Linked DNA regions of Homo sapiens: region 2 is linked to region 1. A link is a loop called in an ENCODE intact Hi-C map of the cell type or tissue named here. Cell type or tissue: Calu3. All regions are shown on one strand. Region 1 has its middle 10 kb from the start of LELP1. Region 2 has its middle 6.2 kb from the start of SPRR2E.

Evidence for each region. A loop is a pair of places that touch in the nucleus more often than their neighbours do. Peaks named below come from ENCODE experiments on the same cell type or tissue, not always from the same donor. Only the 100,000 strongest peaks of a DNase experiment are listed, where the experiment ranks them.
Region 2: it touches region 1 in a loop (2.9-fold over the local background); 4 of 110 quality-filtered maps call a loop at or near these places.

What each region holds. Positions count from the first base shown.
Region 1 is chr1:153,191,687-153,194,186 of GRCh38, forward strand. It overlaps a transcript of SPRR2G not described here. Among named protein-coding and RNA genes, the nearest start is that of LELP1, 10 kb to the right of the region's middle. In Calu3, a CTCF peak has its summit at 1,203; a DNase peak (open chromatin) is centred at 1,215.
Region 2 is chr1:153,099,456-153,101,955 of GRCh38, forward strand. No RefSeq gene overlaps it. Among named protein-coding and RNA genes, the nearest start is that of SPRR2E, 6.2 kb to the left of the region's middle. RefSeq lists an enhancer at 161-1,360. In Calu3, no CTCF peak of the experiment used is centred here; DNase peaks (open chromatin) are centred at 196 and 1,036.

The DNA of each region.
Region 1 (2,500 bases):
TGCATCTCAGGGACCCCAAGGTTCCCACACCACACTTTGACAACCACTGGTCTAGGGCATGATTGTAGGCCAGGTCTCCAGGGTCTCAGAGCACAACACACCACAGTAGCACAAGTCTCAAAGGGTTGAGGACATTCTCCTTGGTCTCAGCTTACTTGTGGGTTTTATTTATGCCTGTTGTTTAACTATCCAGCTAAATTAAGTTCTGACCTTTAATTCAATAATCATTAATCAGAACCAATTTAGCACTGCTAAATTGAGTTCTGTACCATTATTCAACAACCATTGACAACAACAGCTAGAAAGCATCTAGTTTATAAAACCTGAAGACAAAGAGAATAAGACACTGAGGCTCACTAGAGAAGCCTCCTCGGTTGTCTCCTGCAGCAGTGGGGACACACATGTGCTGCATGAACCATTAGGCTGATCTGACGAGGGCTTCTATTAGGCACAGAGGGCATGTGGGATGATGTATTGAATGTATGTCTTCATAAGGGACAGCCTTGAATTATGTGCAGGCTTGTGGAAGCTGAGGAAGAAGGCAGAGCAGAGGATGTCTCCTGGGTTCCTATCTGGGTTTCTTCCTTGGGTTCCTAAGTGCAACTGGCAGGAGTTTCCTTGGGAGCTAATCATATTCAGTGATTATGGAAGTTTGAATCTAATCATATTATATCCCAGTTCTCCTCCCACCAGCCACACAATAGCCTCTCCCTTATTTCCATGGAGGCAAAACCACATCATAGTCAATTGAAAAATATACCTGAAGGATAAAAAATTTCAAGAACAATCAAGAGTGGAGATGGAAGAGAAAGGATAAGAACTAATTTTATAGTAGGATTGGGAAGGTCCCCCCAAATTGCACCCACTTCCCTTTTGCCTAGTCAAGATTATAGGTTCCTGGGTCCCTTCACTGTGCACAGGAATGTACCTGCTGGTTGATTTCAGACTGAAACAAAGAGTAGAGCTTCTGGTTCTTGTTCTAAATCTTGTTATTAAACTCTTCTCCTGGGCCTAAATTTTTCTCAAGCTCTTTGCATTGTAGGTATGTAGAATATATTTTTCTCTACAATTTCCACAGCTTAAAGTCTTTTTGTTTAAGTTTAGCAGGCAGAATTTCTTAAATAAACTTTAAGCTGACACTACTGCCTGTGTAGGTAAGAACCCCCATCCATCATCCACTGTCCGGCCCCAAACCACTGATGTGTTTCTAGCACCACCACCTGGGAACTGGTGGTATCAAAAGATCAGAGCTACCTGGGCTATGCCTTGGCAAGGAGCACAAGGTGCGTCCTTTGTGAGGCACACACTAGGACTAGGTTTCCATTTCTTTATTTTGAGAGATTAGGTAAACCTTCTCCTTGTCCGCTGACCAGCCCAGGAAGTCTTGGTGGTGAAGAGAAGAAAAGGATGTAGCTTTTCTTACATCCAATAAGATAAACAAATGCAGCTAGAGGACAAAAGACTGGATAAACTGCCACAGGATGGTCGATATGCATTGACCTAGAAAGAGACAGAATCCCCTCTACATCATTCCTGGAGGTGACAGCTCCCCAGGAGGTTTTCTGTGACCCACTCACCCCCACCGATCATCCAAATGGATTTCCACAGCACGCTGAACAAACTTCAGCCATATTTCCCCACACTTAGCTCTGTGCCTCAACATCAGTGACCACACTCACTCTTGCCTAGACTGCAGAGTATTTGTCCAGGTTGCTCTGTATCTTCATTCCCTATGCTGCCCTCAAACATGTGCATGCACACACACTCACACGCACACACATGCACACATGAGGACACAGGCATGCATATGCACACACAGGGTCTAGCCTCTGGGAGAGGCTCAATGACTTTAAACTTCATTTAATCCTAAAGAGCAGAGCTAGAGGTGGTGTGAGTTAATGTTAAGCGATTTCATTTCAAGTCTCCGAAAGAGATGGTGGGATTGGGGTGGGGGCATATGAAAGATGCTAAACACCCAGCCCAGGAATCCTTATAGAAGAACTGTTTCCTGGAGATGAGGAGCTCAGCAAGTCCATTCTGCTTGTCTCCTCTCAGACACCAGGAAGTCCCAAAGACCTGAGGTGCTGCTGAGTAAATTAGACCTGCCTCCATATCCCTTTCTCTCACTCCCACATCTCCATCCAGGGCAGCTATCAAACTGGAACCCCACTGGGGGCTTAGAGCAATCATACCTCCTCAGGTCTATGAGGGCTGCATGGACACCAGAGCCCCTTGCACACTTCCTGGCCACCATGCTCCAGCCCACAAGATGACAGCTGTAGATGAAGAAACCAAAGACACAGATCACAGACATGATTCTCTTCGACCTGAGCTGGAACTTAACTTTCTTGGATCCCATGCTTTGCTCCTCCTTCTGCATCATCTTGAGCTTGTACCCAGGCTAGGGTAAAAAAGGCCTGGGAATTTTACTCTTTCTGATGTTCAATTCTGATTCAATGATACAATGTCAAACTGACATGTATTAACCTCCTGAAAAAAA
Region 2 (2,500 bases), 92 kb before region 1:
GCATTTGTACCCTAAAACTTAAAGTATAATAATAATAATAATAAAATAAAAAATAATGTGCATTCAAATAATTATAGCAGCTTTAGTCATAAAATCCACTATCTGTGATCTACCAAGATATCCTTCAATAATTGAATCGATAAACTGTGGTACATCACACCCATGCAATGGAATGCTGCACAGTGATAACATGGAATGACGTGTCGAGACTCACAAAGACATGGTTGAATTTGAAATGCAAACTGATACGTAAGAAAAGTCAGTCTCAAAGGCTATAGGCCCATTTATATGATTTCTGTAAAAGACAAAATTACACATCCAAAAAGTGCAACAAACTCCGAGTTCAATGAATTCGGTGACACCCACCGTGACACACATTACAATCAAATTATCAAAAGAGAATCTTGAAAGCAGTAAGAGGGAAGTGAATCATCATATCGAAGAAATCCTTAAGAAGTAGGTGACCAAATGCTCATCAGAAACTTTAGAGATCAGCAGGTAGTGGGATGACATATTTAAAGCCCTAAAATAAAACACTTTCAACCTAGAATTCTACACACGGCAAAATTGTCCTTTAAAATGAAGGCAAAATTATGGCATTTCCAGAAATTAAAACTTGAGGCACTTCATTGGCCCTAGATTTTGTGTATGAAAAATTATAAAGAGAGACTCTCAGGTTGAATTTCAGGATGCTGGAGATAAACTATATGAAGATATAAAAATCTCTGATAAATGTACACTGGTACATAAAAGCCAGCATTATTGAAATTTTAGCTTGTAACTCCACTTTTTATTTTCTACAAGATTTAAAATGCAAATAAATACAATATAATTACAAGTCTGTGTTAGTGAACACACAATGTATAAAGACGTAATTTGTGACTCAACATAAAAACAGGATAGGTTTGTATGAGTCAACTTTTTTTTCTTTTTGACAATCTCAATGCATCACCCAGTGTGGAATGCAGTGGCATGATGTTGGCTCACTGCAACCTCCACCTCTGGGCTCAAGCAATTCTTTCCTCAGCCTCCTTAGTAGTGAAATTACAGGCATGCGCCACCACACCCAGGTAATTTTTGTATTTTTAGTAGAGACAGGGTTTCGCCATGTTGGCCAGGCTGGGTATGAGTCAACATTTCGATGCAATTGAAGTTAAACGAGTGTTAATTCAAGTAGATTACTATAACTTTAGGATATAATATATTATCCCCATTGAAACCACAATAATATTTTCAAGTATACACAAAAGATAAAAGGCAATAAAATAGTTTCACTACAAAAAAATCAAATAAACATAAATCAGACAGTATTGAAAAACAAACATTATACAGAAAAGACTAAATGCAGAAAGAAGACCTTCTTTATCAGTAATTACTTTAAATGTGAATGAATTAAATTCTTCCCAACAATACAAATTGGAAGAATGAATCAAAAAGAAAAAAATTCAACTATTTATTGTTTAAAAGAGACTAACTTTACAGCTAAAGACACAAAGAAGGTGAAAGTAATAGGATGGAAAAAGATACTTCATGTAAATGGTAGCCAAAAGAGACCAGAGGTGGCTACGCTAACATCAGACACAATTAACTTTAAGTTGAGAACTGTTATAAGACTCAACAAAAGACACATGTATTGATAGAGATTTGTTCACCAAGAAAATAGAGAAGTTATAAACATACATTTACTAAACATCAGAACTACAAAATATATGAAGATACAGTGAGAGAAATTAAAAGAAGTTGATAGGTCTATAATAAATGTTGAAAACTCAAATAATTCACTGTCAGTGAATATTTAGTGAATTCTCATTAGTGAATTCTCATGGCTAGAATAATAGAGGTTCGAAACAATAGAGGACTTAAATATATAAGCCAATCGGACCAAACAGACAAATATAGAACACTCTACCCAACAGCAGCAGGATACTCCTTACAGTTTCCTCAAGAGAACATGGAAGAACACTCTCCAGGATAGACCACATATTAGGCTACAAAACAAGTTAATATATTTTAAAAGACTAAAATCATGCAATGGACTTTTCCAATCACAAGGAAATAAAACTAAAAACATAATCAAATTAAAACAGCAAATTTCACAAATTTGTGGAAATTAAACAACACACTTAACCAACAAGTCAAATATGAAATCATAGGGAAAATTAGAAATCACTTGAGACTACTGACAACAAAACACATCATGCCAAAACTTATGGGTTGCAGCAAAAAGCAGTGCTAACAGGAAAATTTATAGCCATAACCACATACATTTTTAATGTAAAAAAAAATATCAGATCAATAATCTCATGTTACACTTAAGAAACTACAAAAAGTAAAGTAAGATGAACCCCAAAAAAGAAAATATGAGCCTAGCGTAGAGATACTAATAAAGGACAAGCAAACAGTAGAGAAAAATCAATAACATTAAGTTTTATTTCTTTGTAAAGATCAACAGACTTGACAAATCTTTAGACAGATTAACTACAGGAATAAAAAATGATGT